Linked DNA regions of Homo sapiens: region 1 is linked to region 2. The links are chromatin loops, found by intact Hi-C in ENCODE. Cell type or tissue: GM12878. All regions are shown on one strand.

The links. Peaks named below come from ENCODE experiments on the same cell type or tissue, not always from the same donor. Only the 100,000 strongest peaks of a DNase experiment are listed, where the experiment ranks them.
Region 1: it touches region 2 in a loop (2.9-fold over the local background); 3 of 110 quality-filtered maps call a loop at or near these places.

The regions. Positions count from the first base shown.
Region 1 is chr7:156,813,723-156,821,722 of GRCh38, forward strand. The region is part of intron 4 of LMBR1 (limb development membrane protein 1); the gene reads right to left. Among named protein-coding and RNA genes, the nearest start is that of LMBR1, 75 kb to the right of the region's middle. RefSeq lists an enhancer at 6,966-7,466. In GM12878, CTCF peaks have their summits at 3,440 (motif pointing left) and 6,934; a DNase peak (open chromatin) is centred at 3,408.
Region 2 is chr7:156,545,054-156,553,053 of GRCh38, forward strand. All of the region lies in intron 2 of RNF32-DT (RNF32 divergent transcript), which reads right to left. Among named protein-coding and RNA genes, the nearest start is that of LINC00244, 8.6 kb to the left of the region's middle. In GM12878, no CTCF peak of the experiment used is centred here; DNase peaks (open chromatin) are centred at 3,018, 3,028, 3,428, 4,113 and 1 weaker place; H3K4me3 peaks cover 560 bases; H3K27ac peaks cover 369 bases.

The sequences.
Region 1 (8,000 bases), 270 kb after region 2:
CTACTCAAATGATGTTGTATTAGAAAATTTTAAAATAATAATGAAATAATTGCAAAGCCTCACTTTGGTTAAGTTCCTTTACACTGTTCAATACCTGCTACTTTGAATCCACATTCAGAAAAAACACCATCTCTTGAAGAAAAAAAGTCCTAGTTTTTTTTTATCTTTTCCAGACAAAGAATTGTTTTAGACTGAAATAACCTCTTTCCTCTAACGAACTAAAATACATATTTATTTCAATACTTAAGCAGAACAGATACAATTGTAAGAATCTAAAATTAAAATCTGTTCAAAATAAATAAAACCTTGCTCTTATTTTAGTGCACCAAGAATAAGATACAGAGCAGAAGAGAACCTAAGATCCCCTTAGCCAACGCACCCATAAACTGAACTTTTTCTTAAAAGAGACTCAATAAATTCCTCACAAATTCCACAACTTACAAATGGTAGCCCTGGGATTAAATCCCAGATCTCTTTTTCTTTCTACATATGACTGAATAATGTCTCATACTTAACATTCTGGGTGAAAAAGGAACAATGTTTTGAGTTTTCTTAATATTATCTGCCAAAAAGAATATATTAGTTTAGTAAGATTTTACTAAGGGAAATAATGAATATGATATTCCATTAATTCTATCAACATAAAACAAAATGCTTAACTGAGCCTGCAATCAGTTTTGTAAAATGGAACAAAACATGTCTGCATTTGTTTTCTCAGTTGTTTACATGTAGGTGTGTACATGTACAAGCAAGGCTTCTTAAAACACCAGGACATCTTTCAACTACAGAAAGGTTTTTAAAAATCTAATTTCAGTAAAATATTGAATATATTAGATCTATTTAGTGTACTATAATGTACTCTAACAAAATCAAGGTATTCACACAATTTGTGATTTTTAAAACCTCACCAGTTCTCAATGGCAGATAGCTAAGTGCGTAGCACTTTACGTCTAACAGCCTGGATTTGCACCTATCACAAATACGTGACCTTGAAGAGGGACTGCAACTCTGTCACCCAGTTTCCTCAGGTATGCAATAGGCTATAATTCACAGGGCTCTTATGAAGAACAGAAGATAAATTAACACCCAATATGTTAAACAAATGTCAGTGCCTCTTCCCTGCCCTGTCTCAACATCATAAAAATGGTACAAGGCCAAGCGCGGTGGTTCACACCTGTAATCCCATCACTTTAGGAGGCCAAGGCAGGCAGATTACCTGAGGTTGAGAGCTCGAGACCACCCTGACCAATATGGAAAAACCCCATCTCTATTAAAAATACAAAATTAGCCAGGCATGGTGGCACACGCCTATAATCCCAGCTATTCGGGAGGCTGAGGCAGGAGAATCGCTTGAACCTGGGAAGAAGAGGTTGTGGTGAGCCAAGATCATGCCATTGCACTCCAGCCTAGGCAACAAGAGTGAAACTCCGTCTCAAAAAAAAAAAAAAAAAAAGTACAAAAAAACTGAAAAGTTCTGACATACACCAGCATTTAGACCATATAACAACAACAAAATGATGCAGGTTGTAACTACAGTTAGCTCTCAACCCTTTCCTTAAAGAATTATTCTCATTAATTTCACTAAAAAAAAAAATTTAACCAGCAAAACCTATATACATAGGTGTTATTGAAAATATTTTAAAATGACAATGACAAAAACCAGGCATAGAAAATCAACTGCAAATAAATACCCCAACTAATTAACAATATCAATGTAGCACAACTGTGCGTGATTTTTTTGTCTGGATATTCTAAGTTTTCTGTAAGAAGCATATAAAGTCCTCTAAAATTCACAAAGCATATATTTAAACATCTTTGTGAAACTCAAAATTCCCCACATCCCTGTATCATACAGTTTCCCCCATAAAATGAATTAAAAGGGCAGAAAATAATAAAGCTAAACTGAGATGGGGATGCTGAGCTAGGCTCACTCATTAGCCACGTGGCTCACTTTACTTACTAGTTTCTCTGAGTGCACAGTTTAGATTTTAGCCTCAGCAAAATTACAAATTACCACGTGTTGGGGAGCCTCAAATATTGCTCTCAAATTGTTGTAACCATGAATATAAATCCTCGAATACTAAGGGTCCACTATGCTTTTATATTCAGAAGAAAAAAAGTTTAAAATCTATTTCTAACTTTTAACATCCAGAGAAGAATTTGAATTTTACTGTATAAAAGGGACATGTATGATTAAAAAGATAAATTCTGGAGCATAAAAGAAGGCTCTTTCTATTGTTATTGATCCATAAACATACATGCTTCCAGAATTTATCTTTCTAATCATACATGTCCCTTTTATACAGTAAAATTCAAATTCTTCTCTAGATGTCAAAGTTAAAAAAATAAAACTTTGCCTTAGGCAATGCTCACAAATCACTAAAAAGTATCTCTTCTGACTAACCAATACACTTACTTTTATTAAAACAAAGATAGTTTATCAAAAGCTAAATGAAAAAAATATTTTTTTTTCTTTCTTCCTTTTTTCTTTTCTCTTTTTGGAGACAGAGTCTCACTCTGCTGCCCAGGCTGGAGTGCAGTGGTGCAATCTTGGCTCACTGCAGCCTCCACCTCTCAGGTTCAAGTGATTCTTGTGCCTCAGCCTCCCGAGCATCTGGGATTATAGACACGCACCATCACACCAGGCTAACGTTTGTATTTTTAGTAGTGATGGGAGACGGGGTGAAGAAATCTTTATCAGTAGATCAAACAAGGAGTAATGTCTGTTGGACAACTGAAGAAAACGATTCAGTACCCTGAATCAAGAAGGGTTCCAAATACCAGTTAATTTAGTTTGTCAAGAAATTAGATGCCTGTTTCATGTACTGATCAACCAGCTTTTTTCAACCTAGGTAATTAAATGCAAAATAATAAGTTTATTAGCCAGAATAAATAAATGTGAAAATTTCAGACTCAACTTACGCTAATCTAATACAATTTGCAATATATAAGAAAGTAAAAATACTATGAGAAGAACATCTAATACATAGACATAATAATGTATCTAAGATATATTGCTAAGTAGTAATTACATTCTTGGCAATTTTGCAAAGCTTAGTAAATTTCTAACATTTTATAAATATACATCAACATACACACATACATATTCCTTAATAATATTCTATAATTTTGATAAATCATTCTTAAAAATTACTGTTAGGGCCAACACATATATTTCATTATACATTATTTCATATTAATTTGTAAAATAAATATTAATCAAATCGCTCTGCTTTAGAAAGGTAAAATTACATATTTCCATATAGTAGTCAAACCCTAAAAAATTCAGCAACACTATAACAGAAACCTATTTGAAAGATATCCAATGCCCATCCCCAGAAAAGGTATTTGAATTTAAAGTTATTTAACTGTGGTTTAAAATAAAACAAAACAAGACTGAATTTCCAGATCACCATAGGATGCATTAACTTCTAGCTCCATCTGCTGGAGTTACAAAATATTTCAAACTACAATATACAATACTATAGAGGAAATAATTTATCATTTTTCCTCACATAGACAAAAGCCTTCATGAATTTAAATTAAAAAATTAATCAGAGTTCAGCCATACTCAATAATTTCCAAAATGACAAAAGTTCAATATTTCAGTAGAATTAAAGATCTAATCCAATTATCAAAAAGCAATTTACACAATTTTTAAAAATTCTACCAACAAAGCATAAGGCTTAGAAAAGAGATTACAGTCTGTTTTCAAGTAGTGTGAGGACTTCAGAATTATTAGCCACTGTTGATTTGGGGTAAAAAGAGACAGAGAGAGAGAGAGAGAGAGAGACAGAGACAGACAGAGAGACAGAGACAGACAGAGAGAGAACTTCAGAATTAGAATAGCCTCTGCTTATTTACTTAGAAGAAAAATAAATAACAACTACCAATGAAATGTGGGACTTTTTATCTTCACATAACTTTTTTCTTAAAAAACAAATAATATGTCCATTGTATAAATGCAAACACCAAATGCAATGTAAATACCAAAAAAAAATGCATATCATAAAATCCTACAAAAAGTTAAACTCTTTGTATTTACCCTTCCAGGTATTTTTTGATGCAGCTACCTACACATGTACTCTTTTTTCTTTTTACAAAATAGGCATTGGATCGTAAATATGGGCTTTTTTCTGGTATCTCTGTATATCAACAAATACCTACATTATCATCTATAATGTCCAGAAAAGCACTCCACTGTTTGGATCGACAAGATATGATTAATTTCCTATCCCAAACACTAGGATTTTTCTATTTGTAATGTTATAAACAATACCTCAATATCCAGTAACTATCTTGATACACATTATGATAAATGACTGAACTACTGAGCCCAAATGACTAGGAACATTTAGTGAACAACAGTACATTAAAATTTATTAGGGACTTACTTTTGACTTAGCATCTATTCATAAGTAAATATAATATTTTCTTAAGTTTGACTGCTTATACTCTAAAAGTCTGGTTTTTTGGATCTTCTATGGAACTTAAAAATGAATTTTAAAAGGATGGATTTTGCATTGTTCCTTCATGATGTCCAAACAGTGTATCGCCTATTCCTGATGACAAATCAAAATAAAGCACACAGTCCTTGCAGTGACTTGTCGGATTCATTGTGGTTATATTTTAACAGACAATCTCAAACTGGGCATTCATGTCACAAATGTTTGTTTTGTCTCTATCTCTGGTCATAAGTGAGTGGACAGCTTAGCCAAAATTGGGCCCCACTGGGGAAAAATCACTCAAAAACTGAAGAATTATTTCCTGGTTTTATTTAAGGGTACAATCTAACTCCATCATTTTCCTATCTTCCAAATTTTTATTGTTATTTAGCTCTTATTTTGATATTAAACTCACATTACTTAAAATTAGCGATTTTAAAGTGAACAATTCAGTGGCATTTGCACTGAACTGTTCATTTGCAATGGTGTGCAACCACCACCTTTACCTAACTCCGAAACATTTTTATCACCCCCAAAAGGAAAACCCACAAAGCAGCTGTATCATTGTTTTTCAACTTATGGAAATGAAGAGTTTCATATTTTCCTATTAATTTTTTAACAGTACACAAGATATAGAAAATGTATAGAAGTGGATACTTTATTTTTTCGGTCCATTTTTTAACCCTTTTTCCTATTTTAACAACAAAAAGAACTTACACTACCATTTTAATTTGTCATCTCTGCCCTATCCTACAACAAACTACAGTTGCTGGCATGTCATGGACCCACACTGTGTGAATGACAGAACACATCTCACAGCATCAAGCTGACAAGTGATGACAACCACCAGCCAAAACCCAGAGGCCAGAGGATCATCATCAGGTCTCCTAACTCCAATGCTCCAATGTCATTTTTCTGTATCACATTTTTCAAGCTATTTTCTCACTGCAGACAGAGATACATCTTGCTTACATGACACAGTTTACTAAGGTTATTATTTTATTTGTGTTACAAAATTCTTGCCCAGAAAAGTAAAGTAGCATTCCAAGGTAATATGGTTAACACATAACATCTCAAACCTGTATCCAAAATCCAAACACTATATTTAAGCCAAACTAAATATATTTGCACATACAAAAAAAAGCATTATCAACACATTTAGCCTCTAATCCATATGTGATTTACACATTAAAGGCACAATCAAAAACATCCATACTGACAATTTTATAAAATAAGCCATTAAATTTCCTTTCAAATTCACTTTTGCCAAAATATTCCTAATGATATAATTATAATGACTTTTATTCCTTCAATCAATCAATATTTATTGAACACTTTCAACATGAAAGTACTAGAACAGATGCTCCATGGGAGATTAAAGGAATCTGAACATTTTCTGAGTACTCACAGAATCCCATAAATGTCACAAAACTGTAAATGACAGATTGACAAATGAATATTAGTGATATAACTGTGCTCTGGGGAAAAGGAAATAACCAGACCGTTCGTGAACTTCTGGACACTGGCTCTGAACTGACACTGATCCTAGGAGACCTTCCCTGTGGCTCTCCAGTCAGAGTAGGGGCTTATGGAGGTCAGGTAATCAGTGGAATTTTAGCAGAGGCCCAACTCAGAGCGGGTCCCTGAACCCATCCTGTGGTTGTCTCCTCTCTTCCAGAAGGCAATTAATGGAATGGAATGGCTAGCAGAATCCCCATACTGATTTCCTGACCTGTGGAGTGAGGGCTATTATGGTGGGAAAGACCAAGTGGAAGCTACTAGAACTGCATCTACCTGGGAAAACAGTAAACCAAAACCAATACTGCATTCTTAGAGGGATTTCAGAGATTACTGCCACCGTCGAGGACTTGAAAGATGCAGGGGTGGGGATTCCCACTACACCCCCATTCGATTCTTATCTGGTCTGTGCAGAAGACAGACAGAGCTTCCAGAATAACAGAAGATTATCGTTAAGCTTAACTAGGTGGTGAGTCCAATTACAGCTGCTGTACCAGATGTGGCTTCATTGCCTGAACAAATTAACATGCCACCTATCTGGTATGCAGCTACTGATCTGGCAAATGCTTTTCTCTCTGTCCCTGTTAGTAAAGACCACTAGAAGCAGTTTGCTTTCAGCTGACAAGGCCAGCAATACGCCTTCACTGCCCTACGTCAAGGGTATATAAATTCTGTAGCCCTGTATTATAATTTAGTTCACAGAAATCTTGATCACCTTTCCCTTCCATAGGATATTAATATCACACTGGCCCATTATGTTGACGATATTTTGCTGATTGTAACTAGTGAGTGAGAAGTTAACAACCACTCTAAACTTATTGGTAAGACATTTGTGTGTCAAAAAGTGGGAAATAAATCTGACAAAAATTTAGGGGCCTTCTATCTCAGTGAAATTTCTAGGGGTCCAGTGTTGTAGGGTATATGGAGATATCCTTTCTAAGGTGAAGGATAAATTGTTGAATCTGGCGCCTCCTGCATCAAAAAAGAGGCATAACATCTAGCAGGCCTCTCTGGACTTCGAAGACAACACATTTCTCATTTGCGTGTGTTGCTCCAGCTGGTTTACTGAGCGGCCTGAAAAGCTGCTGGTTTTGAGTACAGCCCAGAAGGAGGGAAGGCTCTGCGGCAGCTCCAGGCTCTGTGCAGGCTGCTCTGCCTCCTGGGCCACATGACCCAGCAGATCCAAGGGTGTCTGAAAGGGCAGAGGCAGAGACGCATGCTGTGTGGAGCCTTTGGCAGGTTCCTCTCAAGGTGAACTGCAGCACAGGCCCTTAGGATGTTGGGGCAACGCCCTGCCATCCTTGTGGGTAACAACTGCCTTTGAGAAACAGCTCTTGACCCACTATGGGGCTTTAGTAGGGATTGAATGCTGAAACATGGACCACCAAGTTACCATGGGACCTGAGTTGCCCATCATGAACTGAATGTTTTCCGACCCACCAAGCCAGAAAGTTGGGTGTGCACAGCAGCATTCCATCATCAAATGGAAGTGGTACATGTCTGGGCCTAAGTAGGCCCTAAAGGCACAAGTTACATAAAGAAGTGCCGCCAATGCCGACGGTCCCCACTCCCGCTACGCTGCCTTCTCTCTCCCAGCCTGCACCTACAGTCTCCTGGAGAGTTCCCTAAAATCAGCTGACGGAGGAAGACCTGGGCCTGGTTTACAGATGGTTCTGCATGATATGCAGGCCCCCACGTTAGTGGACAACTGCAGCACTACTGCCCCTTTCTGGAACATCCCTAAAAGGACAGCGGTGAAGGGAAACTCTCCGATGGGCAGATCTATGGGCTGTACATCTGGTGGTTTGCTTTGCTTGGAAAGAGAAATAGCCAAATGTGTGATTATTACATATTAATGGACCATGGCCAATGGTTTGGCCAGATGCTCAGAGTCTTGAAGAAACACAATTGGAAAACTGGAAATAAGAAAATTGGGATGAGGTACATGAACAGACCTCTTTGAATGGGAAAAAAATGTGAAAGTATTTGTGTCCCATGTGAATGCTCACCAAAGGGTGACCTCAGCAGAGGAAGATT
Region 2 (8,000 bases):
GAAGAGTGGGCTATCCTGGGCCAGGTCCCAACTCAAAGGAAGTGGGCTATCCTGGGCAAGTCCCCAACACAAAGGAAGAAGTGCAAGAGGCTGGGGGAAAAAAGGCCTCTGAGTTCTAGGCTTATGCCCCGTTCCATACGTCAATGCAACTCACACATCTGAATCCAAAGTCCAGGGCAGGAAAATGCAAAGCACCCCTTCAGCAGGTGGAGCTGCAGAGTCACATGTGTGAAGTCATGTGAATAACCCGAAGTCTAAGGAGGAGTAAAGGAGGGAACAGGAAGGCAATCTACCACTCCACACTGGGAGAAAAGTGAACGGAAATGCAGAGACCCCATCTGCATTTCCATTGTTCCTTGCACAGTAAACGCTCCAACCAACCCAACTACCAGAACCCACTTATTTGATTTAATTTAATAAGTATTTGTTTTGACTCTGTCTGACCAAGCCTTGGTGGTAGGCCAGAATCGGGGAACTGGTTTACCCACCTCCTACTCAGGCCTCTGGACATGCACCGCCTGGCCAGAGATCACACCAGGTAATACGGGGGCATATGCATTCAATACTAATGAGGCTTCCTGCTCATTACACAGAACACCAGAAAACACACACAAGATAAGTACAGGTTTCATTCAATCACTCTTTGAAAACACATCATCAAATTCAAATGAGTAAAGCAAACAGGTGTGTATTCCGAAGTAAAAAAAATTAAAAATTTTCTTTTTATAAAGAACTTTAGCATAAAAACCTGGATGTGAGAAACCTGGGAATACCTTAGTCAACAATTTGGATATAAAATTATTTTTAATTTGTTGGCACTGAGGTAATATTTTTTTTCTCAGTATGATGGCCTTTTTATCCAAGCATATATTTGTGAATTTTGTGTTAGACTTATTCTATATCTGACACATTTCGTGAATGGGCCGGAAAGGTCTCCTGACATCAGTTACAGGCCTGAGAAAACTCATTACTACAGCGTTTTAACAATTTTAAATTCAGGTGTTCCCTGTAGAGTAACAGATGAAATGCACACAGGATCTCTTGGGGAGGAGACTGAGAAACGTGGCACAAAGCTGTTGTTGCCCAGGAAACAGACACAGCAGCAGAAAACCACGGGAGGGCTGCCTCCCGGTCCGTCATCATTGGAAAGCCTCCTGTGCTGCAACTGCTGTCCTTCCAGCAGTTAGAAATCACGGAAGTGAACACGGATGATGATGAGGATGAAGGGAAGGGGTGGCTGCACGGCGAGATCTCTCATCCATCAGAAACTGGGTCTTCTCCAAGCTCTGAAAGACTCTCTTGGAGGTGCATGTTGCACTAAGGAGCAAAGTGACAACATCCAAAATGTGCTTTTCTCAGTTCAGCAGAGAAGTTGTACACACATCAGTTCAACATGGCAAGAACGCTCACCAACGATTATCTGCACCCGTGTGCTCCTCACAGCATTCTTCAACCTTCCTGCTGCGCTTGAGCCTTTTCCAAACAAAAACGTTTAAAACATTCAAAAATAAATAAATGTCCTCTTGCGGGCTTCTTGCCAAGATGTCATTATAGCATCAGTTTTGAGGTTCCCTCTCAGGCCCAAACATTTACCATGACAGATAAAATCTACCAACCACACCACCCCCCGCCCCACCCCCTGCCAAAAAAAAAAAAAACATGATCAAGCTCAAATTTAGCTAAATAACTCTATGAACCAAAGGTGATACAAAAATGGAAAGCTGGCTGAGCATGGTGGCTCACACCTGTATTCCCAGCACTTTAGGAGGCTGAGGTGGGTGGATCACTTGAGGCTAGGAGTTCAAGACCAGCCTGGACAACATGGTGAAACCTCATCTCTATTAAAAATACAAAAATTAGCTGGGCGTGGTGGTGCATGCCTATGATCCCAGCTACTCAGGAGGCTGAGGCAGAAGAATTGCTTGAACCCAGGAGGCGGAGCTTGCAGTGAGCCGAGATGGCGCCACTGCACTCCAGCCTGGCAACAGAGCGAGACTCCATCTCAAAAAAAAAAAAAAAAAAAAAAAAAAAAAAAAAAAAAGGAAACCTGAGAGTAGTGGAGTTTGAAAACAGCACGACAACCATGACACAGCATCCCCGAGGTACCAGGTAAACCAGGCTCACAGACGAGCAGGGCCAGAGGAGGGTCCGACCCGTTTAACGCAGCCAGCAACATTAACACTAGAACCAGAGCGGGAAAATGCAGGAAAACGTCACTTGCCATCCCTGCTCTTGCTCACACACGCAAGAATTCCAAACTCAATATTAGCACATCAGCCGTGTATACAGATCATTTATCATGGCAACGTGGGATTTAACCCAAGAGTGAAAATGGTTCAACACCAGAATATCTACAAAGTAACTACTAAGTTAACCTAACAGATTAAAGAAGAAAAGACATATGCTCTCCTCAGTTGATTCAGAAAAATCATTTTATAAAATTAACAATCATTCATGTGTTTAAACAATATACAAAATAGAAAGGAACTTTCTTAACCTGACTTTTTTTTTTCCAAAAAAAAAAAAAAAAAAAAGGGTCGGGGGAAGAATCAAAAACTCACAGCAGGGCATGATGAAATTTCAGCTCACTGCTAGGTGCCTGTCTAATTCTTCAAATCAGTATAGGGTTGCTTTTCCCTTGCAGCTTCCAAGAGGACAGTTATTTATTATTGATGTTTTAAATTTTTTTTATTTGGAAAAAGCTCAAGTTGCTGATGTAGGAGGTTGCTTGTGGTGAGCCAGTGCTCCTGCCAATATTAAACAGAAAATCTGGGGAAAAAAAAAAAAAAACACCCCGAAGATCTGTTTGAAAGCATTGAAGCACCACAGAGACCACAGGACTTGAAACGGCCAAACCACGGAGAAGGGTAAGCTCCCCAGAGAGGGGGCCACGTCCTGCAGCTTCTCCCATCAAGCCTGATATAGAGCGAGACTGCGGTCTGCACAAAGGGCCGGTCCTGAGGCCACGACTGAGAGGCAGAGACCCCACCCAGGCTTCGGCAGGCTCATGTGGATGGAGAACTAAAATGAGAGACTCGAGGGACCAGGTTCCCCCTGAGAAGGGGAGGGATAAACCAGTCCTGGCGGGTGTCAGCATTTTCCTTCACACATACGCTGCCTTATGAGGCTGCAAGGGGTGGAAAGGCACCAAGCCAAAAAGAAAGCCCCAAGCCACAGTAGCGAATGTTTAGCAAGTTCTAGAAAAATCAAGGCTTGGAGATTAGCACCTGCCGAGAAGAGGAGCCTGCTGATCCCCACGGCCTTTGGCTGAGACCCCAGGAGGGGAGAGGCACACAGAGCCCAGCTGACGGCCCAGCCTCAAGTCAGCTTAGACCACAGCGAGGGAAAGGCAACCATCGCCTCCTTGATCTGCCTCGCACAGAAAGCATGAACCCTCTCTGGGAGCAGACAACACCCAGAGATCTCACAACTGTTCATATACAAGGTCTAGAATTCAGGGCGGGCAGGGGAATTCCAGGCACATTAACGTGACAGAACTCAGTGACCAAAAGTCAGGGGAAACAAGTCAACAGAAATACACCCACCTTTGATGCACATATTGAAATTACCGGGTAAGGAATTTAAAATAGTTTATGGATATGTTCAAGGAAATGATGGGGAAAATAATGAAAAATGGGAAATCTCACCAGAGAATTGACATCTATTAAAAAGAACCAAATGGGAATTTTAGAACTGGAAAATACAATAATTGAAATTAAGAACTCAACAGATGGGTTTAACAGCAGATGATACCCAGCAGAAGAAAGGGTCATGAACTAGAGTCCAGGTCAATGGAAAATGTCGCGACTAAAGCACAGAGAAGAAAAGGGTGGGGACTGCAGAAGACAGCATGATAGGCCTGCTGGACTTCAGGGAAATGACCTAACATGCCTCAAACTGCAGATCCAGAGAGAAACCAAAGCCAGAGTACAGAAAAACCACTGTTTAAAGAGATCATCGGTAACATTTTCCAAAACTAATGAAAGACATCATCAAGGCAAGCCATACATTTATAAAGTTCCACAAATTCCACCAGGATAAATAGAGGGTAAAGACATGAAACCCTCCACACATACTCTGACAGGTAAAAGGTTTAGCCTGCAGCAAAAGCCTGCGGAAACCAACAAGCCACAGCCTGGGATTTTTGCAACCCCTGAAACCAACGAAAGGTGAAAAACCACATTATATATTTTTAAAGCTGAAAAATCGATTTTTAAAAGACAGGCAAATCACATTCTTATCCAAGTCTGGGAGGCCTCACATGACTGGACCAAGGACCGAGAGCACCTGCCATCGCATCCATCTGCCCGCACACCGCCCAGTCCCCTCCTGGGCTCCTTCTCTCCCAGTACTTGGCTGGAAGCAGCAAGAAGACACCAGGACTCACCAAAGCCTTTCTTCTTCCCAGAACTGCCTCTCCTGGAACAATGGGTTCCACAAGCCACAGCCTCCTGTCCGGGTTCCAGACCATGTGGGTAACACTTCCACCAAACGTCTTCCCAGGACTTCACAAGACCATCATATTCACAGCCCACAATGTCTGTTTCTTCATGCTTGCCCCTGGCTGCTGGGCCAACGCACATTTTGTAAGGTTTTATTACAGCAGATCCCCATCCGCAGGCTCACGTTTCTGATGAGGTTACTGACCCCAAATACAGCGAGATGAATGAGCTATCAGTGTACATCATGCTCATGTCACAGTCCAGAGCTCCGCAGTAGGTACATGACAATGGCATGATGCTGCTGGAGGTCCAGGCTGGCCCGGCGGCTCTGCCATGCTGGGCGCATGGCTGTCTCTGGGTGGAGGCTACAGCTGTCTCCACATCCTACCAGCCGAAAGGAAAAGCAGGCATCCAGGCAAGATGTCACCTCTACCTTCTCACCAGCCCAGACAGTCATATGGCTACACCAGTTGCATGTGTGTCTTAGAAACGCAGTCAGCTTTCCAACCACTGCAGATACCAGAAGGATGAAGAGAGGTGGAAGGAGTCCACATGAAGTACCATGGGGCTGATTCTTCCATCCCACAGTCATATCCCCTCCCCAGGAGGCTGCCTGAGGAGAGATGGGCTACACAGATCAAGGTTTTGACTCCTCCAGGCTCACGGCCACTGCCCCTCTCCTCCTCGTCTACTGATCCATCTCTTTCTGCCACCAGGACAAAGTTATTTCAGGGACTTACCTCTTCTGACCCTTGACTTACTTCGGTGCCAACTTGCTAAGCCCTGACAGATCTCCCCAGCCCCAAATCCAGGGAGGAAAAGGCTGAGGTGCTGGTTCCCCCACACCAGGAGACCCTGGACTCCTTCTACTATATAGTAACCCCCTTCCCCAGGCCCTGCATTCTCAAGGAAGAGCTGAGTGGATGTGTCCGACTGAGGTCCTGAATGTTAATTTTGCCAAGGTGGGGGTTAATTAAGAGACATCAATTTATAAGGCAACGTAGATTTCCTCTATGGCAATCTCCTGCATCTATCCATAAAGAAAAGCAACTAGCACATCTTTTCTCTACACACACACACACACACACACACACACAAACACACACCCGCCCCACGCTGAGGCATTCCATTACACACTGTATGCCACCCAAGGACGTGAAAGAAGACTTAAGAGCATTTACACCTGTTGTTCCAAAATTCAGCTGTCTAAAATATCAGTTCTCCTTAAATTAAAAACATCATTTTTATCCAAATCTTAATGAAGTTATTTTAGGAATTTGAAAAAAAAAAAGATTTGAAAATTCTTCAGGAATCTTATATACATACAAAAAGAAGAGCAATTAGGGAAAGTGGTGCCAGCAGATAATAAAACCACACATTGGAACAGTCTAGAACAGGCGGAGGAAATACAGCTCCCTGAGACTGACATCAAAGCAGAAACCATACATATTGGTTGACATGAAAATGTGAAACGTCTGCATGCCAAAAAGAAAACACTGTTTATTGATGAAAATGCAAATAGTCATATAACTATATTGAAAGGGAAGGCCTGGTGATACAAAATCATTAAATCCTCATCAATCATAGGAGGAAGTGGAAAGACATTGTCCAAATTGCTAAAATCAAGGAGCTGCAGAATACTCGGATAGCAAGGACTGGGGGAAAGGGAGTGTTACCTCAGCACTGGGAGAAGAAGGTTTGCTCATTCACCGCTGGAAGTGTGAGAAGTATGGCTTGTTACCATTTTCTTCACTAAATCTAGCAACATATAGAAAAGCATATATCCATCTATTTTTCTATCTTTTCCTATCCCAAAAAGCAAAACGCACCTTATATAAGTACTCGATGTGTACAAACACGAGGGTCTTATAAGCCTAGTTTTAAGTGTCCAAAAAAGAATCGAAAGTAAAATAAAACTGGGTCTGAGATGACAGATTCTGGCACAATGCCATGGCATCTACTACACAGAATGAGACAGAACTATGCCAATGGGCTTCGGGGAATTTCTGTGTCTATTTTTTTTCATTCCATATTTATTATAAGAAATTTATATGCCGGGCACAGTGGCTCACACCTGTAATCCTAGCATTTTGGGAGGCTGAGGCAGGTGGATCACTTGAGGTCAGGAGTTCGAAACCAGTCTGGCCAACATGGTGAAACCCCATCTCTACTAAAAATACAAAGAAGTTAGCCAGGCATGGTAGCACACACCTGTAATCCCAGCTACTCAGGAGGCTGAGGCAGGAGAATCACTTGAACCCGGGAGGCAGAGATTGTAGTGAGTGGAGATCGCACCACTGTACTCCAGCCTGGGTGACAAGGAGACTCTGTCTCAAAAAAAAAAAAAAAGAAAGAAAGAAATTTATGTAAGCATAAGAAAAAATAAGATGTAGTGAAATGCTTATAATATGAATGTACTTCTATAAAAGAATGAACTAAAAAATACATACACCAGCATATTAAGTGTGCATAGAGAAATAGATGAAAGTTTACACACTATAGTTTTCATAATTTTGGTGTGGCGCTGAGAGAGAATTTTAGAGGGATATTAAGATGCAAAATGAACAGGGAAGTAGAAGAAAAAATATGAAGTTGCATGAAATAATTTCATCTGCATAAAATGATACAAGTTTGAATCTCTCCCGAATGCTGATGTTTGTTATCACAGGTGGTGCATATCTAGGTGAAATTCACTTTCTCCTAATACTTTTGTCCAAATGTTTTACAAGGAAGATGTCTTACAATATTATACTATGATGTAATCAGAAAATAGTTTTGGGTGTGCAAGACATATGAATCAAATTGAATCCAAAGTAGAAGAAAATAAAGAGTTAAAAACAAACAGAAAATAGACAGACAATAAAGGAAAATCAGGGTTTTTTTGAAAGATCAGTAAAATTTATTAATTTTAGTTAGAAAAAAGAGAAAACACAAATTGCCTATACCAGGAATAAAAGAGGAAATTTCATGATAAATATTACAGATATAAAATAGATAACAGGGGACTAGTATGAACTACCTTATCAAAATGATTCAACAATTTAAGTAAAAATGATGATCTCTGTGAAACACACAAATTACCAACTTAAGAATAAATAAAATGTAAAGAGATGCAAAAAATAAACTGATTTAATAATTTAAAGCCTTCCATAAACTTAAGCACAAAAAAAGAAAAAAACAAACAAAAATTAAAAAATAAAGCCTTCCTACAAAGCCTTTCTACAAACTCCCAGACCTACAAAACTTCGGTAAATTCTATCAAACCTTTAAGAAAGTAGATAAAGGAAACAGAACCACTTTCCAACTCAATTTTGTGAAACCAGTTATTCCCTGAAATCAAAACCAGAAATATCATTACAAGAAAAAACTACAGACTATATCCCTAGTTTAAGTGTAGCCAAATATTAGCAAATTTAATTCAGCAATATATAAAGGGGTAGGAAAAAAGAGTAATACACTGCTGGCCAATATCAATATCAAAAATAATAATAAGCACTTAGAAAACTAGAAACAGAAGGGTCCTTCTTCTACCTGCTTGGACATGTCTAGGTGAAGCCC